Regions from separate parts of the Homo sapiens genome. Here region 1 is linked to region 2. A link is a loop called in an ENCODE intact Hi-C map of the cell type or tissue named here. Cell type or tissue: stomach. All regions are shown on one strand. Links, peaks and the distances in the headings refer to the core of each region. The heading gives the core; the rest is flanking DNA.

What was found. Peaks named below come from ENCODE experiments on the same cell type or tissue, not always from the same donor. Only the 100,000 strongest peaks of a DNase experiment are listed, where the experiment ranks them.
Region 1: it touches region 2 in a loop (1.8-fold over the local background); 2 of 110 quality-filtered maps call a loop at or near these places.

Annotation. Positions count from the first base shown.
Region 1 is chr2:66,459,369-66,474,995 of GRCh38, reverse strand. It overlaps MEIS1 (Meis homeobox 1), which reads right to left. Exons shown (of 13, transcript NM_002398.3): 7 at 10,776-10,887. Among named protein-coding and RNA genes, the nearest start is that of MEIS1-AS2, 27 kb to the right of the region's middle. RefSeq lists an enhancer at 11,036-13,989. In stomach, for the core only: no CTCF peak of the experiment used is centred there; no DNase peak of the experiment used is centred there; H3K27ac peaks cover 2,637 bases.
Region 2 is chr2:66,506,945-66,522,571 of GRCh38, reverse strand. It overlaps MEIS1 (Meis homeobox 1), which reads right to left. Exons shown (of 13, transcript NM_002398.3): 8 at 10,278-10,423. Among named protein-coding and RNA genes, the nearest start is that of LINC01798, 59 kb to the left of the region's middle. RefSeq lists enhancers at 1-1,449, 13,454-14,981, 14,376-15,319, 12,117-15,380. In stomach, for the core only: no CTCF peak of the experiment used is centred there; a DNase peak (open chromatin) is centred at 6,601.

The DNA.
Region 1 (15,627 bases), core at 5,042-13,041, 50 kb after region 2:
TGCTAATAACCTAGCAACAAGCCCATTGGCAAATTCAATATTTTCTGCATTCACTCTGTAGTTCTCTTTTTCTTAAAAATATACATTTTTTAAAAATGTAAGCTTTGCTACGTAAGGTCATATTCTCCTTTTCTTCTAATATGGAAATAAGTAACAGGAAGTTCTGCTGTCTTCATTCTTTGTTACAAAATAAAGTGAGCAACGTTAGGAGGGAATGCATATGAATTGATATTGGTAAGAGGGAGAAAGCCAAACTAATTGTACTAATCAAATAGAATGCTTTTAGGTTAAGCAATTATGGAAAACTATATGCAAGACTGAGCTAATCCACAAAGCCAGACACTTGAGCAAAACCCAACTTTACCAACTACATTTCTGGGACTAATCAATACAACAGGTAGACCATGCCTACATTTTTTTTTTCCTGAGGAAAATGCTTGGCATAAATTTACTGTTTGGGTTAGTTTTTGCTAGGCCAACAGCCAAAGCCTCTACTACTATTCTTAATTAGTGCTATCACCCATGATAAAGAGAAATAACATCAGGGGGAGAGCTAAATATCACAGCCCAGGGCAGGTAGAATCATGGCTGCTACTGGGAAGGGCATAGGACATAAAAACATCCTCCCAGGGTAGCATAGTTACCCTTGCTACAGGGTCCTGTCTCAGAATTCAGTCTCACCTCAGCCCTATAATCCCTCAAAAGATCCTCAGATGCTGCTCCTGGCATCCACCCATCTTCTGTTAGATGCTCACTGCGGGGCAGAGGGTGATGTCCCAGGGTAGGAGTACGGAGAACAAGTGATTAGGTGGATGGCATGATTTAAGGTCAAGACCTCCATATGCATGTGTTCTACATCCACGTATTCAACCAACTGAGGATAGAAGGTATTTGAAAAAAAAAATGGATGATTGCATATGTACTGAACATGTACAGACTTTTTTCTTGTCATTATTTTCTAAACAATACAGTATAACAACTATTTGCAAAGCATGTACATTGTACCAGGTATTATAAGTAATCTAGAGATTATTTAAAGTATATGGGAGGATGTGCATAGGTTATATGCAAATACTATGCCATTTAATAGCAGGGAATTGAGCATCTGAAGATTTTGTTGTCTGCGGGGTTGAGGGGAGAGGGTCCTGGAACCAATCCCTGGGGGATACCAAGGGATGGCTATACATCCCCAAACCCATTTATTTAACTTCTGACACTTAAGTTTAGAAGTTGTTAACCTGGGCTATATAGACACCTCCTCAAGGGAGATCCATGGTTAGAATTCAGGGGATATATGTACTTGAGAAGGGGAAAAAATTACATTTTTATTATCAATAACTTCAATTAGAATTAGCATTTCCTTCATGCTTGTATGTAAGTAAGTAACAAACCACAGAACTATTAGCAGGACCTGTAACTTTGTTCCCAACGGAAATCATATTTGCATATCACAATATAGTTGTTATAAATATCTTAAAACATGACTTACATTTATCACTACTTCAAAAATTCAGCAGACAACAGAATTACTAGTAGATCTTGTTATTTAAGCCTATTTAACAGAGCACTTATATTACTATATATATATATATATATATTTTTTTTTTTTTTTTTTTTGACATGGAGTCTCACTCTTGTTACCCAGGCTGGAGTGCAATGGCACAATCTCGGCTCACCGCAACCTCTGCCTTCCAGATTCAAGCGATTCTCCTGCCTCAGCCTCCCAACTAGCTGGGATTACAGGCACGCACCACTATACCCGGCTAATTTTGTATTTTTAGTAGAGATGGGGTTTCTCAATGTTGGTCAGGCTGGTTTTGAACTCCTGACCTCAGGTGATCCGCCCACCTTGGCGTCCCAAAGTGCTGGGATTACAGGCATGAGCCACCGCGCCCGGCCTTATATTACTATATTACAACTTGGCTTTAAAAAATATTTAGAAGATTGAATTTTAATACAATTCACTGCCCTTGTAGTCCTGTGGGTTTTATTTGATACATTAATAAATATATTACTCTGATAAGGTATCCATTGGCTTCACCAGACTGCCAAAGGGGTCCTCTCCTCCTCAAAATGTCAAGATTCCCTTGAAGAAGATCAATCTGAGTCAGCAGCCAGGTGACTAATGGCGGTGAACACAATGATGACCCCAATGGTTCAGACAGCAGAGGCACTGGCTGGCTCATGGCAGTGTGGAAGGACTGGACCAAGTTTCCAAGAGTGGGCTCTGGAGCCAAGTCCACCTAACAGGGCCCCATAGATGCTGAACGTCTACACCTACCAAGGTAGTGCTGTCCCTCTGCAATTTGAACCTAATACCCACCACGCTGTGTTTCATCCAGCAGGCCTGACCACGGAGTTCACCATGTCTGGGTCATTGGCATGTTGTGAAATAAATACACTCACGGCTCCCTAAGAATATCCAATATTTAGCAAATATTTTACTTTGATATGCTTGATGTTCTTGGTAGCACACAGGAACTTCCTAAGGGCAAATACTATGACCTACTCATTTTTATAGCTCACACAGAGTACCTGGCACACAGTAAGTGCTTAATCTATTTTTGATGACTTGACTAGAATGTATAAATTTACATTCCCATCCCCCGCTTAAACACAACTCATGATAATATTTTGGCTCATCTGCAGGAGAGATTATAATTCTAAACTCTTTTTATCTCCTTGGGCTACATTAAATGGATGCTTCCCTAAAATTAACTTCCTCACTTCTGCCTTGCCAAGAATGACACCATGTGAAGAATCTACCACCTGAAACAATGAATTCTCTCCTTATTTATTTCCTTGGGTAGAAACTGAAACACATGTTTGAGCTGTGCCAGGCTGTGTGTGGTGGCCCTGGAATGCCTGGGAGATCTGGCCTGAAAAACAAGTTATTGCTTATAGTTTAAAACCCAATGCAGACTCAAGAGAAGAAGGGAAGGTGAGAAAGGATAAGAGAATGAAAAGGCCTTACATAAAAACTGAATTAAATAATTACAGATTAAGACCTGGGTTTTTAAAGCTAATATCTCCATTTTCATCGTTTACATAAAACAATACAATGCATGGTATTAATATGATGTGGAACATATTTCTCTATATGTGATGTATTTTTGGAAAATATTTACAGTTTTGAAAAGAAAGAACTGAATATTATGAACAATTAACTTCCAGGTCCATGAAAACAGAAAATATATTCCACTATCACTGAAAAGCGAATGCCCTTCTAGCTAGGGGAGCTTTCTCTAATTTACAGCCAACTGAGTGAAACTGAAAAGAAGATACTTTTTAAAAAGTTTTCATGCCTCTGGCTGCAGAGCTAAATGATGAACTGACACAACATCATTATTCATATACTTCCTTACTACTTATTTCTTATTTTAAAATATTGCATGAGTCTTGGGAGACAAAAGTAGTCAATTCTAGGAAAATAAAAGAATTGGTGTATAATTTTAGATGTGCTACAAGTCACACCGGAGTTGGTATTTCTTAAAAAATGACAGCAACAACAAAATTTTAATCCATCACTTGCAACAAAACTCCAGTACCTGCACAGGTAACAGTGGCCAGTAGACAGACGTCATTGACATCACAAATCAAGTGTGCAAACCAAAGGGAAAGCAGAATTGTGACTTACAGGTCACACAATAAATATCGCACCTTTTAAATTTCAAAAATGAGAGTTCAAAATTTGATAAGAAATCCAGACCATGAATTCACACATAAATAAAAATGAGCAATCAACAGAAAATATAAGAAATGACTCTGTTGACTAATGCCCTGTCTTTTCCAATTGAGGGTCAGAACTATTCAAACCCAATCACATGAGGATGGAATCAGTAAAGGTCAATCAAAGACAAGCTGAAACTCCAACTGTCTAGCTGACCTTCAGAGCTTGTGACAAATTGCTATCAGTCAATGTCAACTAATGACAGGAGCTCTTTGGCTAATCAATTGTTCTAAAAGTGATCAAGAAAACTACTCACAGGACAGCTCATTTTCACATCAATGCCTGTGAACTATGAAAAGCTCATTTTTTGAGTTTTTAATAAGCTCATAAGTAAAGCAGTTACTTGGTAACAGAGGTCACCTTACAGAAAAAGACAGAACATTTGTCTGTCTTTTACATATTCTTTTATTACCATATTACAGTAAAAATATGCCACAGATATGCTAGAGGGCTACATAATAAAGTAGATAACACTTCATCCACTTTTCAGATAAATACTTCTGTGTTCGAAGAATATCTCTACTCGGCTGTAAATAATTTCAAATGCACTTTTCGGTTGTTTAAGATGAAAAACAATGACCTCAAGTTTACTGGTGATGTTGCCTAATAATGAGAAGAGGCACTTTCTATGAAAATGCTTATGGCCAAGTTCGTGCCCCTAAATATAGTTACTACTTTTAGATGATGAAGTTATTTTTCTTTAAGATGACCTGATTTCATGATGCTAGAAGTCAAGCAGGTGGAAACCAGAACACTGTTACTCACATTTGATGAGTCAATAAAAGGAAAGGTGAGTATATTACAGGGTGTTCTTGGGAAAACAGTTCTCTGTCTCTACATCTCATTCAACATGTTTGATAAGTTAATAATATAGACTTTTTGATAACGGCCATTTGTGGAGCATAATAACTTCCTCTTTCTTTTTTACACCTGACTTTTCCCACCAGGAAATCATTTTCCTATTCTGCCTGCCACTGCATGCAAAGGCCACACTTTAATTTGCAGGTCAACATTAAATATAACCAAAGGAACACACAGGGCTGCGATGCTCTAAGGCCTGTGGTCACAATTATATTTTACTTTTCTCTCCTCCCAAAAGTGTATTAGTCAAAATCATTACAGTGCCATTGAAATACCAGAAGTCCCTGGAGAGGTACAGGCTTAAGAAGCAAGTGTGAACAAATAGAGATCATTCAAGTCACTGTGACCAACAGACAAATGAAACAACAAAAAATAAAAATTACCGTTTGTAACCATTTTCCTTCATTTTCAAGGTTCTTAGGTTATCATTTCGTTTGTAAAATATGTTAGATTTTTTCGTGTTTTTTTTTTAAAGAAAATTGTCTAGAAACAAGCAGTATTAACTTTGTGTTTTCAGCTGAAAAGCTGCAGTGACAGCAGTTTCAGATTACATCCTGAACCTGAGTCGCTACGGTAGTTTTTCAAATTAAAATATCTTCTGTGGCCTCAACCACTCTCAAGTTGTCCATAGGAAAGAAATAAAGGAGGGAGGGCAACACTTAAGCCGAGCCATAATTGGAAGTATGTGAAAAATGAAGTGTCAGTTTGGTCAATAAAGGGCAAAGGTCAAGGGGAACTGCAGCCCAAACTCTGTGCGAAATGTGCTCATTAAGACATCCAATCAGAGCGCTCCTTCCCACCTATCCCATTATTCATCGGACAGCTGACTGTTTCAAATGCCTGGGTTTGGGCTGTTATTACTTTTCTTCTTCATGTAAAAAAGGCGAGTGATATATAAATCGTTACTCAGTCATCTGGAACATAATGTGGCCCTTCCCCACCTCCCTCGCCCGGTGCTCCCCACCCCCTCTCAGGCCGCTCTGCCTGCTGGCTTCACAGGTCTGGAACAACTGCCTGGAGAGTCCCCTCAATAATAAATGGAATTGCCTTCTGCCTATAGGTTGCCTGGACTCACACAAAAGCTGGTGTGGAGGGGGATGGGGCAGTGGGAGGCACTGCAACTATTGATACATTATGATAGAGAAATGCAGTGCTTAGCATTAATCTTCTTTAAAGAAACATCCTGGCATGCTGGTTTTGCTTTTTTTTTTTTAAGTGGTACTATTGTTATTCTGAGTCCTGCCTCCTAAAGGAGAAGTTCATAAGTGGGTTTTAGAGATTCCAGCAATCATTAAAAGCCTTTAGGGTTGAAATGTATTACATCAAATTTCCATGTAGAAATAATACTTTTTCTTTATCCTCACAAAAGAGGAAAATATGATGAGCTTTCAGTGGAAAATGTTCTGCAAGAGCAATATCTTTACTTGTTCCCATGCTTCTATTCTTAATTCACTAAGTCTTTGAATGAGTGAAATGATATAGGCTCTTAATACATAATACCAATGAATCATATCAGTCATCATGCTCCCTTTGTAAATACTTCATTCATCATTCTACTTAGCATGCAAAACTAGGTTCTCCCTCCCCAACAGAACATTACCCCTCTGAGTTTAAGGTGATTCTATCTTATTCACAGCTAGGTCACCATTACGGAGCACAGCGCCAGGTTCAGTACAGACAACTGGGGAAAGAGTTGTCAAATTGCTAACAGAAAGAATGTCTGTCAAATGATCTGTTTCTCCAGTAAAACAGTGTATCAAATAGGATGTCATAGTTAGGAGCTTGGGCTCTAGAGTCAGACTGCGTGGGTTCAAGTCCCGGCTTGAGCACCAGCCGGTGTGTGGCCTTGGACAAGTCTCCTTATCGCTCTGAGCCTCCGTGACCTCACTTGAAAAGTGAGGGGATGGAAATACCTACACTGACTGACAGCCCTTCATGTTCTATTTTATTATCTTTTTACCATCATTTATTTAGCTCTCTTAACTTTAAAGCAAAAACAGAGACCTGTCCAGACTCAAAAATGTGGTCAATCGTAGCTGAAGCTGCTTAAGAGGCATAGAGTGGCTGTGGCAGGCCTTTGGGGAAACAGTAAAAATCTAGGGGAAGAGGCACCCAATTTGCTTGAAGTTCTCCCACTCCAAAACACACAGTTCCTAGAGTAGGCTCTGATTATGGTTAGGCGGGCAGCCATGCACAGTAGGATGCAAAAGACACACGAAAGCCACACGTCTCTGCCATCATGTACCTCCCGTACCTATGAGACACTACTTGGCAGCCCTGGAAACAGACACCCCATCCTAAAGCAGCTACAAAGCCAAGAGACCAAGATCCTGAAGCTGACTTTGAGAGTTACTCTTCAATATTTCTGAGCTATTACTTCTATCTCCTGTGAAATGGGAAAATAAAGCAAGTAATTGCCAGGGATAAAATAAGGATTCAATCTGGTATCTTTGGAAGTACTTTGAGGAAGTTATGGAGTAAACAAAAATCAATGTTGTAGCAACAGCAACAGAATCCCCAACCAAACACAGATGTGAGGCCCTCCCTCTTAAATGCCAATTGAAAAGGACTTTACTATTAAAGAATCAATCTCCTGCAAGGGGCCACAAGTATTAATATTGAATGGAAGTAGATATCATAAAAAGGGTCATCATGATAAATAATTTGAATTGAGGGAAAGATATATTGTGTAAATCGCGAATAAACATTAAATCCCTGAATAATAGTACCTTGATATTTTTGTAATTACACATCTTATGTACATTCTCTTTAGAATGCCCACGATTGGATTTTTTTTTTTCTTTTCCTAGATGGGAGTCTTGCTCTGTCACCCAGGCTGGAGTGCTGTGGCATGATCTCGGCTCACTGCAACCTCCGCCTCCTGGGTTCAAGCGATTCTCCTGGCTCAGCCTCCCGAGTAGCTGGGATTATAGGCGCCCACCACCACGTCTGGCTAACTTTTGTATTTTTAGTAGAGATGGGATTTCACCATGTGGGCCAGGCTGGTCTTGAACTCCTGACCTTGTGACCCCCCCCTACCTCGGCCTCCTAAACTGCTGGGATTACAGGCGTGAGCCACTGCTCCCAGCCATGGATTTTGTATTTCTTTTTTTAATGTTTAGGTAAAAATGTGTACTAAAACTCTTTCACTGATCACAACAGCTACTAATTCAGCAAATTATCAGTCATTCAAAATTCCCCAAATTGCTGAAGCTCTAACCAGAAACTCTTACTGTATTTTGAAATCTTAGAACATTTAAAATCTCCTGCATAACTTATTTCATTTTATCTACTTTGGAAGTTCAAAAGAATAGGACTCAGTTGAGATGTATATATATATAGCCTGTTACATGCCTCCACTGTGTAGCAGATAAGGTTATTTAACAGAGGGCTAAAGCCTAGGGGATTTCTTTTTTGTTTTCTTTTCTTTCCTTTCTTTCTTTCTTTTCTTTTTTTTTTTTTTAACCACAGGTGCCATAATGAAGTGGTAAAAATGGAAAAGGAATGAGGAAAAAAGAAATGCAGTAAAAATAATATGTCAGAGAAAGTTTTAAAATATGTATTACTCCTGTCTGTGGGGGAAACACCTCTTTGGATATGTTCTTGACAGATTGAGTTATTTCTGTCTATTGGGTATGTATAAAGACATATTTATGGATTTATAAATCTTTTGAAGAGGGCTGTTATTTACCCAGTTGACTAAAATGGACTCAAACTGTGTAAATAACTATTTAGGACATGTACTACAGGCCAAATGCTGGCACAGCTTACACATCCATGCCTGCCAGAAAAGGCAAACAGGGAAAACATGGAAAAGCCACTGTGCACAGTTAATCCGAAGGCTGCACAAAGACCAAGCTCTGCAGTTCTCAGGGATGAAAAAAAGGTTTAGAAGGGTGACGGTTGGCATGGAAGTGTGCATAAGTTGTTGCAGCAACACTTTCAGGCATCATTCTGCATTTAGCAGGAATAAATTCAACTGCCAAAGAAAACCCACAAGGAAGGACAAATAAGACTGAAGGTGGGGCTCCCAACAGCTTCTGTTATCAAGCACAGAAAGGTGGGGTAGGGGAAACCAGCACAGAAAGTTTCTATTTGATGACAGTGGAAGTTATTCACTGTAGTTTTTTAGTAGAGAGATGAGGAAAGAGGGTCTGATGAGAAGAACCTTATTTAAGTAATTGGGAAACTGGAAGTTTAGGTCTGACACTCCACTGGGACCTCAACAAATCACTCAGCTTCTTTGTACCTTATTCTTCTCCTCTGTCAAGTGGGGATAGACCCACTTACTCTGCTACCCAGGATTGTTTTTAAATGATTCAGCTGAGATCATTCAAATAAGATAATTTATGTGAAACTGCCCTAAAAACAACTAGGTATTGGACTCAAATATAAAACATAAAAAGAAAAAATATAGGAAGAAACATTATAAGTAGAAAGTAATGTGAATAATATGTAGTTCCTAGTTACAATCAAATTATTAAATAGGCCTTTGGAGAACACTTGTTGAAGGAAGAAGCAGCATACAACACTCCTAATTCCTTGTTACAGCATGTCAGAGGGGAAGAACTGGTATTGGGCATTTGCTATCTGAAAATCCTCTTATCATACTATGTTTGAGAAAACAGATGCATTACAATTTTAAATTCAAGTGCATTTCAGCAGTTTGCAAGCCTTCAATGCAGCAGCTGAACTATCTACCTATTCTCAGATGATATAAGTTTTGAAAAGCAAGAAATGAAAAAGAAAAAGAAACAAGCCAAACACTAGGCTGCGACCCCATGTAGCAATTTTGGGCTACAGGAAAAAGAATTTATATTCCATTTACACCTTTTTGAAAACTCATAGTGTAAGTAGAGTTATGAAAGTAGGGCTTTATATTGAAAGTGCTGACACCACCTTAACTATAGCACTCTGAACAGCAACGCCATAACACATACATACACACACTTGAAAGAAAAAAGGCCCCTTGGATTTATGCTGCATATCATTTTCCAGTAAAAGTCAGAGGTCAGAGGTTACCTCTCAGCTCTGAACCAGTTTACTATTCTGGGCTCCGTTTTTACTAGGCTTATAGTTGTGATGAAGTCAGCAACTTTTCTTTGAACAATAAAATGTCTCAAATGTTTAAAATTATATTTGTTGAAGTTATTCCCAGTACAAACAGCATATATGTGCCTCAAAAAAATTAACTTTCCTGTTTTTGTTTTCAAATTAATCACACTAAATTCATTGTAGACTTTGCAATTTTAATTGGTAGAGCCCAACTAAGTTAGACAACAAAATTCCTTTGTTGTCTAACAGCACTCCAGTGAAACATGATCATAAAACCAGATTTTAAAGTATGTACCTACTGTGGGCTCAGAGTCAACTTCAATAAAACAGCCTTTTTATATTCAGATAAAGAATTCTCTTTTAAACTTTAATTGCATTAATGGAACACAAAATCCACACAGCGGGCTCTCATGAAAAGCAGTACAGACATTTGAATACTCAATTCGCCCTTTTGCTGAAGACTAGCTTGATGTTTAAACTTTATTTCCTACTAGTTATAGTCAAACATGCATAATCCATGGACACTCACATACACATAGGTATGTGCATTCACAGGACAACACAAATTAACCTGTTATCTTTCCATGTCTTCCTAAATTTTATTTAGTCTGGCTTTGCAATGAAGTCAAGCACTTAGGAGATTCAGATAAGTAAAACCAGAAAAAAATGACTTCAACCCAGTGGAGAGGGAAGCCGAGCATGTGCTACTAAAGGGCTCACAGCCTTATAAGCATCCTAAGACATCATTAACTTGGAATCCTAGTGGATGTTTCTTCATGAGCTCTTGAAAAGCCTCTGAGGGCAAGTAGTAATAATACTTTTTATTTGTATAGCAGGGTATGAATGGCATACTATTTATTCACATTCAAACTTCTAAGCTACTTCTCTAATCTTGCCCTGAGTCAATTCACTACCCTGTTTTATGAAGCTGGCCAGGTGACAGACAGTTAAGCAGCTGGAATAGCACAGAAGAGCAGGGTCAGAGAATAAAATAAGATGAGCTGATTCTCAAGTTAAAGGGGGTTTATCTTCTAGGAAAAACTGTATACTTAGTAACTCACTAGACATTTCTGATTTTTCAATCCTTAAAAATGAAACAAGTAGCAAAAGAGAATAACATCTCTCCTACCTTGCTCACTGCTGTTGTCCCCACTGTGTGACGTGTGGCCACCGCTGGAAGGGCCTGGGGTTCCTCCTGAACGAGTAGATGCCGTGTCATCATGATCTCTGTTCCAAGAGGGCTGTGGGGGCACAAATCAGAAACCCAAATAAGAGGCATCTGTGAACCCTTATTGGTAGGATCCCATGGCATAATGACAAAGCCATGGAGGGCTGGAGCACATAACCATGCCACCTTTCCCATCCCCCTTCAACCATGGTTCCAGCTCAGAGCTGCATTGGCACATTTATAATTTGCCAGTTTCTGCTTCCAAGCTAAAATAATATCTACAAATAGTTATTCTGTAAGTAATTGCATGCTTTATTACTAAGGAAAACAAAAACATTCCAGGCAAAGAGGAAAACAAAATGCCGCCACTGATTCTGACTATATTTTCAACATCAACAAACCCTCTGGCACAACAGTCTGCTACTCTGGAAATGCAAAATGAGAGTGGTGGTCTATAACACTGTGGTTTATAGGGGCCTCTGATTCATCCTAGAAGACAAACATGGCAGAGCTTTTAAGACCTCACAATTAGGCCTGGGTCCATAATAGCTAGTATGTGTCAGCTGTTTGCCGGATGGTACATGGCAAATGGACCAGGCATAGGCACAAAAAAGGAATGAGAATAACAATAGATTCACATGGACTGTGTACACTCAGCCCCATGCAGAGCCTTCTTGTACTATTGAACGGAAAACAGATGTTGCTTCTTATCACTGGGTGCATTTGAAAGTAACATTCAGATAGGAAAAATTGGCTGTAAAATAAATTCTTGAGGAAAACAATCATGGCGACACCTCTCCCAAATCTCTCTTTATCACCAGAAAAGATTTTAATTAGCTTTTAGTGCTAGCTTTCAAAAACAGCCTCATGAGTCACTGGTCATCCTGCACAGTAGGAATGATGCAAAATACAAAGCTGGTCCTTCACTAGGAAGTGATATTTATCTTCAAGATTATTAGTGGGAAAACAGGATCATCTCGTATGTAAAATATGTATACATCATTTCAATCATATAAGGTCAGGCTTCATGACTATATAGTAGTAGAGTTTGCTGACCCTTCCAATATCATTAAGTATGCCTAGCGAAATCAAAGAGCTCTTTGCTTATTTCTAGAAAACTATGTTCCTACCCTGGAGAAGATAAGAAGGGCTGAGGAGATCAAAATGTCTCAGACACCCAGGGAGAGAAAAGTAAAGATCCCATCTAAGAGGCATGCTGTATAGGAATCAAAGGGAAAGAGTCACTGTTTCTGAACAAGATGCATCACTGTCACTTATTCTATAATCTTGGCCAGAAGATTAATGCAGCCTGAAAAATGAAAATAAAGTCATAGAAAGATATGCCATTTGTATGTTTGACTCATGTATAATATGACCCATTATGCATATTCTCAAAAACAGTGCTAATTGATCTGCTGATTCTGAGATTGAAAGATATGTGAACTGTGAAAGAAGTGCTTTTTGCACACACGCATTCTGCAGCATACCAGAAGAATGCTGTAAGACGTAATCTGGAACACACGCTCAGAATGCAAACAGTTAATGCATAAATTTTCAGTTTGTACAACTGCAGCTCTAAAAGGGGGACTTGTTTATTCAGAGCTCTGCAGAAAGAATGGTACAGCACCCAGGGGACAGACAATGCCAGGCACAAAACCCCGGTGCCTCGACATGTAAAAGGATGTTTTTCTATGTGCTACAAATCCCACTTGAAAATATAATTAGAAAGAGAAAATGGCAAACTATTGCATTAACTGTAATTGAACAAAAGACCAGCAAGACATGTGGGAGGCTGCAGGAACCCGTGGGAGTTTCAGGATGCATGAGATCCTGCGAGTGACATCTCCTGGGCACTCTCATTTTATTTATGTTGTCCCTCACTACTATTGTTGACTGGTGATCTGACTGGTAATTAATAGAAAAGCTAGCGATAACAAGCTAAAATACAGAGCCACAGACCAACCTCATCAGAAGCATGTTTGTTAATCTGATTAAGACTAGGACTCCAAAAAGGTGACTTAGAACCAAAGAATTATTCCTTGTTATACAGGAAGCTGTCCTCCTTTATGCTACAACAGACCTGATATATTCACTATCTTTTAATGAGCTCCACTGATTTATTCAGCTCTGCTCTGCTCCCTCCCCCACTTTTCTACTGTGCAGGATGTAGATTAATTCAATGCTTAATTGTTTAGTAAATTCAATTTTCCACATTCTATTCTGCATAGCTTTAGCTAAGGTTCTTAAATCTTCAGCAGTGAGCCCTGAGCCCAGTGTTTGTGATCTGTGCCTACCTTTTTTCATCACCATTTTTCTTCATCCACCACTTAATTCACCATGAAAAGATTTTCCTTGCTGGAAATTCTGATTCCGCTATGATCTGTGAGGCATTCCGATTCATTGCATTTTCATTGTGTTGGGCCTTAGATGCTGGGCTCCTCTTTTCTCACAGCTATCGCCACATTATACAGGAATTCATGCAAGAAATGTTGGATTCCACCTCAGTTTATCCAAATTTTGTGCAACCTATATGTTTAAATTTGTGTGTTCACCAAAGGTAGGAGCCAATATTTTTCACCTAATATCATTCTTCTCACAGCCTTGCTCCTCCAGAAGGCCTATGAATACTGAATGCACTTCTCTGAAGTGAAATCTAACTTTTGTGCTCCTTTCTTGAATTAGCATTTTTGTGTATTAGCATTTAAGAATGAGTAGTCACATGAAACTGAGCATTAGAAGAAATCCACAAAGTTACAAAAACAGAACAAGAATTATGCTTAGTTCAGTTCATTAAGCATGATTAAAGTCTAAGTATCAGAAATAGCTCATGAACTCTTCTAGTATAAATATGTAAGACAGCCCTAATCAGAACGAACTCCCCCCAAATCCATGGACAGAGAAGTTCAGTTACAATAACCTATCTCTGTGACTATATGCGGTTACACCAAACAACATCATTATTATTTTTAAAATAAAATATGTGCATCTGATTATGCATACATATCTGTGAAGTTGTGAGTTGCTTGGGGCCACTTGTAATGTAAGGCTGACAGAATAAAATCAAGAATGCATGGCATTAGATAAATAAAAAACCTTAGTCATGGTTTTAAATTAAGTCCCAAAGAGGCTTTTTTCTTCAATGTATATAATTTCAGAGTAAGCAATGGCTGCGTTCTCATTTATTGGAAATCCAGTAAGACAAGAGGTCTTAACCTGAGGTCCAGAATCACCTATGGAAGATTTTAGGGTGGTCTTGTTGGAATAATATTTGGGTTTATGTGGATACTTGCATATTTTTCCCAAAGGATAGGGTTCAAAACTTTTTATCAGATTCTCAAACAGGTATACAGTGCTCTCAAAATTTGAGAACCACTGCTCTAGGAGATGTTCACAGGGCTAGACAAAACAACAAGAACAACAACAACAACAACAACAACAACAAAGAAGTTGTTGGGAAAAAAAAATCTTTTGCTGGAAAGACCTGAAAGATCACTGAATGTACACTCTAACTTGTTATTGACAGCCAGTGTCCTCCAGACACTATTTCTATTGTCATAAATGGAGGCAGGCAGCTAGAAACTGCACTCCATCAGTAAGTTCTTCTTGATCGATATATAATATATAAACTAACTTAATTTTTGCTCATGTTTTTTCTAGTTCTAGGGCCCCAAGAGACAGCCATTTAAAATATTTGAAGCAAGCTATGATTCTCCTCATATCTTCTCTCTTTGACAGCTAGAACACTCCCATTTTCTTCTATCGTTTCTTAAGAACACTTCAAAATAAGTTGTTTGGGGTTTTTTCTGATTCCATGTATGGTATTTTCAATCTCTAAGGCAATCTTACTGGCATCTGGTAGTAAAATAGAAAGAATGAGCTCCCCTGACTCCTCCATGAGTGAGAATGGTATCTTAATCTTCTCTGTCTTCTCCTTTCCTAGCTCAGCACAATGCATGGCTCATGTTCAGCAGGCACCAAGTGCTTAGGGAATGAATCTGAATTGTTCATTAGTCACTATGCCACCAACATCCCAACAAACAAACTGCAACTTCAAAAACTATCTTGGCTTCCTGAATAAAGTTACCACTGGTGACTTTTTTTTCTTCTACCATTCACTCTTTTTCAATCTATGCCTTAAATTTGGACAGAGGTCAGGACCTCTTATCACTTTCCAGGTATTCCTTGGATAATTCCCTCCTCCACAGTGGTTTGATTTCCTATATGCTACCAGACGTGTGTGTCTGAATTTCTTCTTTGGTCTTTAGACTTGTATGTCCAACTACCTGCGAAACCATCTCCATGCAAAGACATCCACCTCAAGAAGTCCGAAAGTGGACTTGTTTCAACTCAGCAAGTCCAAAGCTAAACTCTTTGTCTCCACCAAACTTCCTACTCATTCCTTTTTATTCCGTGTCCTAGTAGGTATCACATCCTCCACCTGTGGTATAAACCTGAGAGCCATTCATACGCTCTCTCTCTATCTCTCTCTCTCCACCTCCCCATTCAATCAGTCACCAAATCTTGTCTATTTTTGACCCCCAAATAGTTCTGAAATAAATCTCCCCCATTCCATATTCATGACTGCTGTTCTTGTTAAGGCCCTCATCACTCCCAACCTTTAAAAGAGTTCCATTCCACCAGATCATACGCTCTGTGAGGTCAGACATGGTGTCAGTTTTGCTCACCATTGCATCCTGACTATCAATCACAGTGCCCAACAGTTGGCTGGCACACAGGAAACATTTGTTGAATGAATGGACTGCTCCTCACTGCCTACAGAATACAATCTGAGGTCCTTACCCTGGTATACAAA
Region 2 (15,627 bases), core at 2,908-10,907:
TAAACACGAAAACACCAGTTGTGTGAAAGAAGTCAAAAAGAATGCCTGCCAATGAGCCAGACACGTATATCTCCTATTTACCATTTCATCAAATACATTGTTGGCAACAGGCATCTCCAACAGGAGGATCCCCTCGCCTGGCCCACTGTTGTCTCAATGGAGCTGCCACAATAGAACCATAACCAAATGGCTAAGAGCAAAGGGGCTTATCTAAAAAGTAAACTTCCTCATCTATCAATAGGAAACATGGGCACGTAGTAACAGATTTGATATTCTCAAGCCCCTCCATTCTTTACCCTTTCTGCTCTATGACATGCCTGCCATGATCCTCACATAAGAACCTGTATTTGTATTAGATAAATGATGCTAAGCCCTTTGATGGTACAAATGGCATGCCATATTTCTGTTCTGGCTAGAAAGAAGGAACCAAATTCCACTAATCTTTAAAATTTCTCCAACGGAAAGATCATTAATCAAGTTCGTACAGTATTAGGCGTTTTCCTTTAAACTATTAATGCCTTGCATGTTTCTGAAACACACAAAGATAAATGCCCACCCATCGCATTACGGATGTGGGTGGAAGAAAAATATTGTACGATGGGTGACATTACTAGAGGGAGTGAACCTGAGGTGACACTCCTGGAAGCTGACATTTTTATATCAACAACTAAACACAGCCACTGGTAATTAAAGGTATTGCTTTGTAGCTCAGGAGCCAGCGGGGTCAGGTACCATTTTACATCACAAGCCAGTCCTTTCTGCATGTAGATTTGCCAGCATTATACGCACAGGGAGAAGGAGACATTAGCAGCAGCTGTCTCTCTGCTTTTACACTGAAAATTCTATTCATACAGACAGGTGGAGTAATTTAAAAGCCAATGTGGTACAATTTCTATGTGACTAATGTCACTGCCTACTAAAATGCCACCATTACCACTGTTTATGGAAACATTACTAAAATTACATTTTATTCATAAGAATTTTAGGATTCTGGTTATTACTAGCTTTAAAATGATCAGACCTCGGTGTCATACCCCAGAGTGGCAGCTTAATTCTCCTGGGTTTAGCAGCCTTCTTTGCTGAGAAACGACAGTTGGATTGTAGTTTCAAGAGTAATCGGGGCTGCATAAGCAGTTTCCTCTATCTCCATAAAGAAAATTAAAGACTTAGCTCTTTGGCGTCCAGGCCACGTGACAGGCAAAAAAAAAAAATCTTCAAGGAGCTAAATTCTGTGTTAGAAGGTTTAGTTAGGATCTGCATGAGGAAAGATTCTTCACCCCCCAAAGCACTATCACAGACATTGTTGGTAACAGACATGGGTAGAGAATTACATATTTCTGTAAGGAAGGAGGAGCAGTTAAATAATGTTGAAAATCTGAAATTCCAAAAACGCAAAAATTATCAAGATTGTCACAAAATATCAACAGATGTAGCTTTCTTTGCCTTTTTTATGGGCAGATATCTGCAGAAAAAGATTCCAGATAGGGAAGGACCATTCTTGACCCTTAGTTACTAATAACCATCAGATTGCATTATGAAGTTTTATGCCAAGCCCTCTGGCTTATATTTTTATTTTTTAAAAATACTAATTAGCTAGCTTGTGGAATGAGATTATAATTATATCTTTGAACTCCCACAACGCGATTTGATTTGCTGTGTGTTTGAGAGGCAGCGTGGTGGAAAGCAGATGGAAATTCAAGTCAGGAGATCCTGGTTCAAGCTCAGCCAGTTCCTCGCTTTTGATCTTGAGAAAAATCATTAACTTCTCTAAATTTCATTTTTGTCATGCTGCCCACCTTACAGGATTGTCTTATGCATCCAGTGTATAGGAAAATATTAAACAATAAAGCACTACATACATACATATTACATTTTTATTTAGCATTACAATAAATTTTTTTCCTTCAGCTGTTGAAAGGATAGAATAATCCAATGTCAAAATAGCCAAGCAATTAATAGCTGAATTTTTAAAAATATAATAAAAGTCACATTATGCAGGCAGGAGAATATTTTATTTTATTTTTTCAACGAATTCATTTTGTGAAGTTCTTCCCCCTTGAAGTTGGGAAACTGGCTTTTCTTTTTTTTTTTGAGACGGAGTCTTTCTCTGTCACCCAGGCTGGAGTGCAGTAGCCCAATCTTGGCTCACTGCAAGCTCCACCTCCCGGGTTCAAGCCATTCTCCTGCCTCAGCCTCCTGAGTAGCTGGGACTATAGGTGCCTACCACCAAGCCCGGCTAATTTTTTTTTTTTTTTATTTTTAGTAGAGACGGGGTTTCACTGGGTTAGCCAGGATGGTCTCGATCTCCTGACCTCAGGATCCGCCCACCTCGGCCTCCCAAAGTGCTGGGATTACAGACATGAGCCACCGCGCCCGGCCAACTGGCTTTTCTTTAAATAATAGATAAGAATTTTTTCTAAACTTCTATAAACTGCAACAGAAATGACCTTGATCTTTCATAGGATGAGTGTTCATGTTGGAAAAAAAAACTATACCTGCTGGTCTCTGGACATCCCAAAAACTTCCCAGGATACCAAATTCTCAGGGTAATCTATGCCACGTGGCAAATGACAGCACTTGGGTACTGCAGGGATGCTAGCAACAAAGGTAATTGTGGAAACAGATAAAAACTGACCATAGATTATTAAGAAATGAAATGCAAAGACAACTACAAGGTTAAATTAATATATACCACCCCATTTTTTAAGAGATCATGCCAACAGGACATTCAAATTCAAGCAGTTACCAAGACCTATTTCAGAATATTTCTAAAAACATAAAACCAAGTCATTTCTGTCTCATTTAAATACCAACTAATTTAGGATGTTGGCCTTCATAACATCAAGTTATTTAAGGTCTACCTTTTCTTTAGATAGAGGAATACATTTCATCTTGGGACCCGTGCTCACTGGCCTATAATTTGCTGAGTGAAGGCGTTTTGCAATGGCAATGAAAAACAAGGACTAAAAAGCCTTTAAAATGTTAGAAGGTTGCGTAGCATAACCCTTTCATCTACTGCTTACTCCTGGAGGCTCTCCACTGGCCCACCAAGAAAGAGATGCCTTATCTGAGTTCTTGAGCGCACTCTCTGGCTCTTGACACACTGAAGTGACTATCAAGTCCACAGAGGCTAGCCAAGTTGCCCACACTCCGGACTCTGCACAAGGAAGGGTGAGCAATACTGAAGTGAAAGTGCTCACACATCAGGAGCAATCATTTTGATGTGGATCTACACAATCCCTATCATTACTGCCTTGGAGCGTCAATCAAATATTTTTTTTGCTACCACATGGCTTTCAATCTATCAAAGGTAAGCTTGGGTCATGGCCCAGAGTGTTTTGTGAGCTGAGCAACAGACCATTGCAACGTGGTCTTGGTTGCAATGTGCAAGTACTCCACTACTTGGTTGCCCTCTGTCATGGACCTACATCAGTACAAGAAGAAAAATTAGAACCTTGGACAAGGCTACTTAGGGGATTAAAAGATGTAAAATGGATCAGTTTTCCCTACTAAAATTCATAGATGGCAGGGGTAGGGACATACATGAGCAGATAGTTATACTCACACTTTAGCATGAGAGACAGATATGATGTGGATGTTACCAGTTCAGTCCTAGGATCCTAAATTCCACGACATGTAGATTTACTACTACTGGCAAAACCACCAACCAACAAAAACAAAACAATCCAAAACACTGGAATCTTTTATAAAATAAATCTATCTGATTTTCCTGTGGTCAAACCTTCATATTTTAAGACAAGGTATCTTCATTAGGAATCTTAAACATGAAGAAAGAAAGAACCAAACTAGCATAAAATTCCTAGGGGTTGGATTGAGTTCGTTAAAAAAATATACACACACTCACATGTATACTTGTGGTACTCCAATTTTAATCGGAAAGATAAATTGAGGTGCATGCTCAGTGACCAAGTTTGATATTTTATCTTTAAAAATATATCATCACTAATTAAAATAAAAAGAAGACATGATATTGATACACACTTTGAAGTACAAATGGCTGGCTAGTGTTCAGTTAGGTGTATCAGTAACAACCTAACAAATTGTAAAAAGTCCATGGGCACTTTTGTTTTACACATAATCCTTTATTTAATCAGCCCAATTAAGAATATATCAGAAAACCAAACTATCGTGTATCTGTATCTTAACCTTGGGAAAAAAAGAAAATTTTTAGAATGATCTGACAAATTGCCAGCCAGACTCTACAAAAGTCTCTTATAGTGAAACAACCATTGGTGAAATGAATAAACCACTTATTTCACTGCACACAAAAATTGCACTCATACTCTGACAGTAACATAGAGTCTCAGACAGAGGTCGTGTGCTCAGAAGGGCTATATACCTGGATAAATAAGCAATTTTAAAGTTGGACTTTTGATTTTGCTTTCGATTGTTTTCCCCCATGCCTCCGCATCAACTGACTGTAATTACCCCAGGTCAGAGGTGCATAACTACAAGTGGGGAAGAAAGGCCCAGGCAAGGGGAAGGAGGTACAGAGAAGGCTGGGAGAAAGCTTTGCCAGGTCACTAATGGCCTCTGGGGCAACAATGTGGAGAACAGGCTGATGCTTCTCCTTTGATCTTCTAATTCACAATGATCATTAGTATTAACTCCGATTCTTCTGGGTGAAGAATTCCAGCTGTAGCCTTTTCAGTTTACCTGACCTAAGAAAATTCATCACCCATCCCATTAGGATTTCAATAACCAGCTAAGAAAAAGAAAAAGGCAGTTGCCCCAGAATCTGGAAACCACCCGCTTCATTATTAAAACAGAGTTTATATGATGTATATCACAGAAAAATTAGAGCATTCCAATATTCCCCTCAAGTAATTAAATAATCGACTCCATTTCCCTCCCCAGACTGATGATTCCCACTTGAGTGAAAAATAGTCAGGGTCCTTATCTAGTCAAAGTTGAAATACGCTATCTACAAAGTAGCAGAGATCTTTTAAAACTCAGATAAAGGATTTTGTCATCCAAGCCTGGGTTAGTTTCAGCAAAGCCTAGCTTTGGTCAGAGGTGAAGGTGAATGGCAGTTACATGTAAGGGAAAAAGTAAAAACTATGAAAATATTCTTCTTATGTATGTAAAAGAGCTAATTTTTGATAGGGTACATGGACATCTGCAAGGAAAAAAAAATCTTCTCGCACCTTCATACTAGTTTTCAAGGCTCTTAATTTAATGATCTGTCTGCAGATAACAGGTAGTGAAGAAGGAATCAAAGTTACCTGCTATCTCCACAAGCCACTTCCCTTGTCTCAGGCACATGACAATTAAGGTAGATTAGGACTAGTTTGAAGAAGAAACTGCCTTTCTCAAATACCCTGATGAACAGTTTGGGCAAGAATGTGAGAATATAGTTGTCCTTCCCCACCACCTTCTCAGGACTCCCCCTAGATCTTTCAGGATAGGTTGTTGAAGGATGCTGGCTGGTAAGGCTTAAAAGGAATATTCACTGTTCAAACTGGCAGAGTACAGAGGTGGGCAATAAAAAGAAATAGAAATGGGAGGAGAGGAGAAAATTTCATCTACTACCTGCCCATGTGCCTACCTGTAAGTCCTTCTATCTTTTCCTAACTTTGATCAACAGAATGGATTATCCAGATACCAATTAGATGTACTTTTTCATTGTAATAATTCATAATGTTTACAGAATAATTCTTCCAAAATGGCAAGGAGGGATACGACACTAAGATGACTCCAACAGATCTTGTTACTAAAAACGAAACCAATGAAACAACATCTGTCTCTTCTAGAGCATTCAATTCCCAATTCAATTCCATTTACTCCGTCCTTAGAGTGGCGGACCCGCAGGGCACTTTTCATCTAATAGTGTTACTATGGAAACGCTATTCTCAACCTGGAAGATTCTACAACCTCTCGCATTGGCTTTATCCACAATGAGAGGGAAGTCTTATAAATCAGAAATCAAGACATAAATTTGGCCGCACACACACACACACACACACACACACAAATTTTCCAGGCTAGAAGTGCACACATACACAAAAAAGAAAGAAAGAAAGAAGAAAGAAAATGAAACAAAAACACTTGGCACATAAGTGTGTCTAACTTAGAAGCAAAGTTTGTCCCTGTAGTAAGGCTTAACCAAATGGGATCCTCAGGATGGTGAATGGATGGGGAGTAGGAGAGAGTGTGAATGAAAATCAGTTCACCATCAGAATCACCATTCCGACTGGTCAATGCTGGATATTGACCCGTGAATGCTTGCTTCACCTGAATCTGTAGGTATGCTTTCTACCTCCCTCCCTTATCCCTAACTTTCAGTATTCCTGGAAGCACGGGAGCTCCATGCAGGAAAATATAGTCACTGCATATTTTAAATAAGAACCACATTAAGCGCTTTTCTATTTAGATTATACTTTAGACTGCAATATGATAGGATAGGAAAACAAAAAAGAAAAGAGACCCTTGATTTTTACCTTAAACGTGGCATGCATTCTTTTTCTTCATTTTCACTAAGCCTTTGGACACATATCTTTGTAATACTATGCAGCAAAAGAACTGATAACATGCAAAACACATCCAGCTTAAGCACTATGATGTCACAGGCTATGTTTACAGTTGGAATAATGCCTTCAAGAAGGAAAAAGAAACCTTGATATGACATATGCCCCTGAACTGATTGTGAATACACAGTGACTCATATGCAAATATTAAGCACGTTTTAATTGTTTGCAATAATTCATCTTCAGGCAAATGTAAGAATTCCTATTAATAAATGCCTTTATTTTCTTTCTAATTCTCTCTTATTATTTAAATCATGTCAGTCATTCCTTTCAATTCCAGGGAATAGTTTCTTTTAAGAGACCCTCTCTACTTATCGACTCTGCCAAATGCTCAACTAAGTATAAGCTGGGAATTTACCTCACTGAAATTTCTTCTTACCCCATAATCACCAAAGTTTAAAACTCGTTTCCTTTTTCTTTTATTATTTTCATTATATACAAGTATGTCCAGTTTAGCTTGCTAGAGACTGTGAGCCCAAGAGTGAGGCTTTAGTTCTCTCTTTGGAGTAGTAAAATGTGCTACTGATTAAGTCTACCTGTGGATAACTACAGACTGCCACATTTTTCTTCTCATGTAGCTGGGGTACAAATTCAGAAAGTTGGTTTTTGTTTTGTTTTGGTTTTTAATTCAGGGCCTATTCTACTCTTCTAACACAGAAATGCTTTAAAGCCTTTTCAAGGGCAGATTTTTTCACTGAATAAACCCAGTGAAAGGATTGATCCATTTATTTTAAAAAGAAATAGCAATTTGCTTTTAAAAGGTGTGAGAGGTTTTCGAATATGTCTTTTGACATTTAAAAAAAGACTAGTTTACAGTTTACTAATAAATTGGTATTGCTATTGTTTTAATTAGCCAGAATTTCAATGGCTTTTTTACATCTAGCAAGAATTCAGAAAGGATTTCCTAGATAAGTTGCATTAATCACATAGCAATGACGTGACCATTTAAAATTTGTACAGTCTTCCTAATGAATTGTGCATCCCTGAAGACCTCCCAGAACTTGAAATAAAGTCACTAAAGAATTAGTACTGAGATGTCAGTGGTTACTTACATTTAGACAAACAACAACAAAACTCTCTTTAGATTCTATAGGTTTTTAAAATAGAATTTATTAAAATTAGCTCCTTACTATAAATATTACCTAAGCAGTCCATGCATTCCTTCAAGAAGGATTACAAAACAAGGGTAACGGGTGTTCCTTATAGCTGGAGGTCTATTTGCTCTTGCAATTAGAGAAGTGGGAAGGAATCTTTTTCATTGGGGGAAGGAAAAGATGAAAAATTTAAACATATCTCTTAACTTTGCTCTTCAGATGATGTTATAAGAACAATTAGCTATCTACAGACCATTATCATTAATCAATATTTCTGTATGAGCAGATGGCATTGGAGTGGGTAATGGAGGTAGAAATATCCAATGGAAACCACAAGGTAACACCTATAAACATTCACAGAAAGCTGGGGAAACATGGATGAATGGGCTTCCCCTTCCAGGGCAGTGGCACAGGCCAGCAAAGACCTCAAAACTGAAGACTATTATTTAGGTCTCAAGAAATCAGGCAGTTCATGAATAATTTCGATTACAATTGCCCCAGTAACAAACACATAGTCCATATAAGCAATGCAATGCATGTAAAATCATGCGGGCTGTTAGAAAGTTTATTTGGGTTTTTTGTTTGTTTGTTTGTTTCAAGAAGATAATGTAGCTCTATGCAAGGGTCTTCACAAGGGTACAACCTAGAAAAACAGGAAAACTAGTGGCTGCATAAAATAGCTTGCTTCTCTCTCTCCTGATTCTGTCTGAACCAATATTTGATTATATTTTATTCAGGGGCACCTCAGCTTCAAGTAAAGCCAAAACTCCTTTGCAGATTGAGATGGGGGCTGAAGAAATCTATTCATTGTTTCTGTTAGTCTATAGGAAATAGAAATTATTTGATTGTGACTTCAGGGCCAACCTGATTTTATCCACCACACCAACTCATTCCACACAGCGAGTTAGCTGGTTATTTCTGGAGATAAAATATTAGCATCATTGCATCAGCATCATTGTACCACACCTTTGACCAATTGCCACTTCTTATCTAAATGTCATATCATTCGTTTTTCATGATATGCCCTCAAGACCTGAGTCCTCTTTCCCCTAGTTCATTAGTGATTGATAATCCTCAGTGGGGAATTTGCAGGAGTCAGATATTGAAATATCTACACACATGCAACAGGTGTCAGATAAGTAGTGGTGCCTGAATCAGATTCTAGGTAAACCTAATATGATGTTAAAATCAAAACAGCTCAAATAATCTAAATCTCCAACTAATTTCCAGCATAGCCAAGCCCTGAAGTTTACTCAAAAACTGTAGTGTAGTCTAGATACTGTTTGGAATTATTATGGGAAGAAGAGAAGGGAGGAAACTTTTTTTTTTTTTTAGCTATTCCTGCTGCTCTCAGCTTTTATCTTATTCACTGATGCTGGAAAATCTGGATTAATTTATACCCTTGAGTATTATTAGAGGCACAGCCTCTATCCAGAGGAGCAGAACTAACATGACCTGCAGACATCCCCTGAGTTTGTATCTCTGTACCCGTAAAACTCACTGAGGAACATGGCTTTGAATGTGGGCCCAGGTATGAAGGTAAACAGGCTCTGCAAGTGTTTATGACAATGCAAGATTAACTTTAATATTTAAGGAAAAATTGACTTTAGGAAAAGCAAGCTAAGACAAAAATAGTAACACAAAATATTTTCTCCTGATATTAAAAAACAACCCTCAAGAGTTTTTAACATTTATCCATCTATGTAACTTTGCTACAACCTGTCTAAATTCATCCTTTGTCTCTAATATTGAAATTCCTCTGGTCAACAATTTTGTTGATTTTTAAAATATTATTTTATCCACAAATCTTCATTGTATCTTCTTCTTTAAATTGGTATGCACTTACAAAAATATCCACCAAAATATTATTATTATAAATATTTTGAACATGAAATTCATTCAGAACAATAACCAAACAAAACAAATCCCCCAGTGGCATAAAGCCCCAAATCTCCAGTTTCTCACATCTCCAGGAGAATTCCTGCAGTGAAAACAGCAATACTGGCACAGACAATATAAACTGTTACTCTGCTTGAAAAGTCACAAGGGACTACACAGGAAGAGCTGACTCTATATTGCTGTTTTCCTTTACAGTTCTAAATACAGGGACAACTTTCACTGTGGAGCTCTGACTTACATGAATGTTTTGTAATGGAAGCCAGTGCATTCAAACCACTTAAAAGCAAATTATGTGATCATCTTGCCATTGCAACATGATTTAAATTTTTGTGGACCATTTGTTGTAAAGATCCACTAAAGCATCAGAAGATATTAAGTCTCTCTCTAGGGTTTGTCTAACTTTCTTCTTAGTAGGAGATGGTTCTGAGCACTTAAGGGTCACACTTAGAAAAGCAACATCATTAAAACACATACTTAAAATCACAAGTGCACATGAACACCTAAATCTTTTAACTTATGAAAGTTAACAAAATCGCAATCGTGAATTTTAAATAAAATTTCTCATTTGGGGTATCTATCTAAGAAATAAGTGCTAATACTTTTGCAAAAACTGTGGGAACACAGTTATTTATTAAATATTTCAAGTCCAGAGGGATCACTTTTTTCTCATTTTTTTGTATAAAAACTGGTTCATTGTCCATATTTAGTTTATATATGTCATTTAGAATCCACTTACTGTTAGATGCTGGAACAGCCACGCCCTCATGATATTTGTGGCTACTTTGGGAAAGATGCCACGCTTTTTGTGACGCTTTTTGTCCTTATCAGGGTCATCATCGTCACCTGTGCTGGGGGAAGCTACACTGTTGTCCAAGCCATCACCTGCAAACATAGCGAATCAAATTTTGACTGATGCTACCTTGACATGCTTTATTCAAATAGAATGCCTTTGGATATAAACAAAACCAAAAGAGCAAATTTAAATGATTAATAGTTTCTTTGGTACTGTTTTTTTGTTGTGTTTTGTTTTCCAAGACAGAGAAAGAACAAGGCCTAGGCTCAAGAGCAGTCAGGTCTAAAGAACTTCTTCCAAAGAACATTGCCAAAAGTCAAAGGGAATGGAGGGAAATATCCAATCCCCTTGTGGCTTTGTTGCTATGGTAATTATTCCAATATGTATAGCTGAGACAGGTTAAGTGTAACTCCTACCGGGGAGTTAAACATGGTGGCAGTCATTAGCTGTGGCGCTATGGCTGCCTGGGCATTCAAATCCCACAGTCATTGACATTGACTTGTGAGAAGATTCATTTAAGATATCAACTATTTCCACAAGTGATCTATCTTAAGACTAGTTAAACTAGGATGGGGAAATGTAGGTAATCCATCATATAAGCAGTTTGACATAGGAATGCTTCAAATAAAATATAATTTTTCTTGTAATAGAGAGAAAGCATCAAGTTTAGTAAAGGAAAAACCCCTGACATAGTTTCTTAATTAAAAAACAATTACTGTGTAAATCAAATAAGGTAATGCTAAATTAATAGTAAATTAGAATTGTATTACACTAATAATTCAGGCAGTTTCTAAAATTCATGCTAGGTAAACCTAGCATTTTTCACACTGAAAAATCACCTGCTAACATATTCCTCTATATTGGATCCTATTTTTCTATTGATTTTTATTATAACATTTACACTCTTTATTCTAGAAAATATTTTGGCTCTGTGACATAATGAAATTTAAAAAGTTAGTATTTCTTTTTTAAAATGCCATGTTTAATAAGAAAAAATAAAAATTTAACCCATATAACTGTTCAAAATAAGTTACAAGGTACAAATGGAAAGTAGGTATTTTTTGCCTTGGCATCAAAGTCAAAAAGGAAAACAACAAAGGACAAGACCCATTACACTAAAAAGTAGCTTAGCTCGGTCAACCGTTCTCTTAGAAACCGACAGGTTGATCTGGGCCCAAACGGAAGAGCTATAGCAGCCAGGCTTAGAAATGAGGTAAAAAAAAAATACACCCAAGAGCACATTCACTGGGTTAAATAAGCCACTGGAGAGCCAACTACACGACCCAAAGAACCTGAAACTTTGGTAAGACAAGTTTCCTGCACATAGCCTCAGGTTCATTTCCATGGCTTCATGAATTTCTGTATTTCTCATTTCTGTTATTAGGTCCTACATAAAAAAATAATTCTCTAGTTCAATTTCAGTTATTTCTGTCTAATCTATAGTAGGTATGTTGCAACTAATCAACTGTTTTTAACAGCTCCCTCAGCAGACCCATCTCTCTCCTGTGAAAAAAAGAAAAGAAAAGCATTCCTCAATTTTTTTTTTTCAATTGCCTTAACTTGTACTGAGATGAAGTTTAGAAAGTTTGTTGGGTGAGGAACAAACTAATTCCAACATTTCTACTATTATTACAGAATATGCTATAAATGCAAAACTTTTGCAAAACTTTTCTGATTCTAAACTTTTATTCATTAAAAATCTGTAATTTTATTATATTTAAAATCTATCTGTTTCATTAAAAGTTTAACAGAAACATATCTTGTGTTCACTTGGAAAAGATCATGAAAACCCACCACTCCAAAGCCATTGTTGTATCAGTGAAGAAAATGCTATGTTCTCTGACTGGGCCAAGGTCATGTACCCTGGCATGGAACTACTGGGGTCTGTGCTGTTCCAGACCCCTACATCTGTAAATCAGCACTCCTTCCACCCAACCAAACTCTTTATTTGCATAACCAAGTATTTTATGAGAAGTCCCCTTGGATTTGCCTAATAAATTCTTTGAAAGTCCAGTATTTAAACAGCCTTTTTATTCAGAGAAGCAGTTTACCATATAAAATAACAATTCATTAAAGAAACATGAGAAAAGAAAACAACTCAACAGCATTTAAATTTTCAATGGGCTAATCCACTTTCAATATGCAAAAGGTAACCAAGGAAAAGACACATACGACCTGATCATTGATTAAAAATGAAAAGCTTATAACCTTACAATACTGTTTTCACCACCTCCCCATGATTATTTTCCACCTTTAAAAAAAATAGCCTTTTTATCCACCTCAAACCCCTTCAGATTAATTTAGCAAGCAATGCATAGTGCCTGCCTAGAAGAGAATTCATTGATAATTTATGGAAATATCTACTATAATCCAGCAGAGATGACTTTTTTCCAGCTTTGTGCATCAATAGATAATCAAGGCCTTAAAGCAACCTTAGCTTCCCATTACCTCAGGCAAAAGAATTCCTGAAAGCGTGCCTTGAGGGCACCTGAATTATATACTCCATTAGGAGAGGAAGGCTTTCTGCATTCCATGTGTAACACTCACCAGAACCTTTCCTGTTTATTTCTGCTGTATGAAAGCAGAAGCATTAGGAACAGAATTTTTTAAGTGAAGACTTATGTAGATACAATGGAGAAACCTTTCAAGCAGGAGCCAGATCACCCCCTTCAGTCCCTGGCAGTGACCTCTCCTGAATAAAAGGTTTCTATTACATCATTAGCTCAAGCCAAAAACAGCCTTGGCTTAATGCACAGTTTGTTCTTCCTACTGTTTTTAGGCAAATACAGCTACTTTACTCCCATCTGGGAGGGAAATTACACTGCTGGGTTGTAATCTAAGACAAGATTTTCATTGGAAGCAAATGCTTTCAATCCAGTGTAAATACTGGTGCATGTTCAGAAAAGCCTAAAACAATAAACCCTGCTCCTTTCCGACACAAGTTAGGGAAATGGAGAAGATGGGGAAGGAGAAGAGCATAATAAAACAGACTATTCTAAAAGCAAACACTTTCATAGATTTTAATAAATTGTTTAACCTCTTCCACTTTCTAAAATTGAAAATTGATCTGGAAATGTCTCAACCTCAGAGGAAAGTCTAAATGGTCAATTGTACCTTTAGCATTTCCATTCACTCCGCAATTTGATATAGTCACCTCAATGTGGTCTCTCGAGAATTTCTTTCCTTTTTTACTTTTGAGATCACTAAACAAACTTGGAGAACCGCCGGCCGACCACACGGCAGCAGGCAGCAGCTCTGAACCACATTTGTAAAATGTCAGCAGTGACTTCATTCCTGGAGCTGACTTCTCCTGCCGCCAAATGAAGGCAAACTGAAAAGGTGGAAATAATCATAAAAATGATGCTAGTCCATAAACAAGCTTACAGCCTCATTAGGATAGCAGTAGGCTCCAGTGGGTGATTTATGCTCGTTTTGCTGATGCTATGAGGAAATGCCATAGGGCGACTTTAGCCAACCGCTAATGGTTTCTGACAGCTTCTTAGCAACTAGTGCAAGCAACGTTGTGGCGTTTGCTAGTGACAGAAACTGAAAATGTCATATTATCTGCCCATGTGTCATGAAGTCCGTGTGGCAATTAACTAGCAGGCCAGTGACTGAGGGGCCAGAGGCTCCTGAAAATGGCCTTTGGCTATGCAGAGGCAGCGGCCGGGGCTGCGCACACACAGGCCGCACATATGCAACATTCTAATGCAGAAATCCTCTCCCTGCAACTTCCTGGGCTCTGATGAGACCGGGCCACTCCAGTCTCTTTTTTCCCCCTCATTGAAGTGAAACTCTGGGTTCCTCTCTCTCTAGGCACAGGCTCGGGCATTATAAGACTCTAAAGCAATCTGCTTTGATACGATTATCGGAATGGCTCCTTAATTGGCAATACCTGGTTCTGTGCCTCTTGGATGCTGGACTCAAAGGTGCTAGCTACAGTACTTTGCTACTCTCTCACAAATTAGTCTAAAAGGATTTAAGATCACTGGAGCAGACTCATTGCCTGTCAGATTTCAAGGAGCAGAGGAACTCTGCACAGCAACAAGACACTATTTAAAAAAACACCAGGTTTCTAACGAGCAGGGGGAGAATCTTGGCCACACTTTTCAGTTTCCGAGCTATCAAAACCATGCACTATATGTCAAACTGTCAAACCTTTCAGCGTGGGCCATTTGCCCTTTCAAATAATATTTAAGAATTGTTTTTACAAAATTTTATAGGCCATGGTCTAGTGAAAGAGGCCAACCAACAAAGAAAGGAATTTGTACTACAATTCGTCTACGGACAATTTCTTGTGAGACCTGGGCCTGTCCCTACGGAGCAAGGCAGGTGACCTGTGGCAGCTCCCAGGCTGTCAGAGAGCTCAGATTTCAAACACTCTCAACTCAAACATCCCGAGTCGCCTATTTAAGCATGCCCAGGCATTTAGACTGTGCTATCTCGTGCCTTTCAAGGCAGGATAAAGCGGCATTTATCGTATTCAGGCCATTCAATGGGTCAGACTGACCGTGTCAGCAGGGGCTCCTCTCCGGCAGGTCAAAGCCTTGCTTCCATTTTTTTTCTCTCCCTACTAACTCCTGTCCTCTCAGGACTGCTGTTCCCCTAAACCTACTCAGAGTGAAGCAACAACAAAACCCAAAACAGCTCCTAAGATTTACATCACAACTGATCAGAACTTCCTGTGTCAGTGGGCCATCAGGTAAAAATAAAATAGGTTTTCTATTAGAGGGCTCTTTATGTCATAGAAGCAAAACTCCTAATTAAGGAGATGAACTTTCAACTGCCAGGGCAAATGAACGTGTAAGGTTGTGGACCCCCTTGTTTTTCTAGAAGCCAAGCTGGAAGCCACAGTGACTTCAAGATCATTTTCATTTACAATTTTGTATTGAGACTCCACAGTTTTGGGCCATATCCTCTCTTTAAACTTTACTTTTCTCCTCTTCCAGTGTTTAGGAACAGTGTTTAATCCCAAAACGTACCTAGACTCAAAAATCAGGCCATTTATAGTTGTATCTCTTGATACTGCATAAATTCGATTGTGCCTAAAAAGTTTTCCAAATGGTCCATTCAAAAGTATGCTTATGAATGTATAGTTCCTGTTGTAAGATGGCTACATTTTCATGCAAATAGGATATTGTTGCATGATCTTATTGTCAGCAAAAAGAAAGCCCAACATGAAGGTTTCTTTTTTCTCTTGCATGTTTCTCCCATAGAGTATCTACATGAGGGAAAATGGCATCTCACCCCTTGAAAAGTGTGTAGAACATCCTGCCTTGCTAGTGGCTGCTGA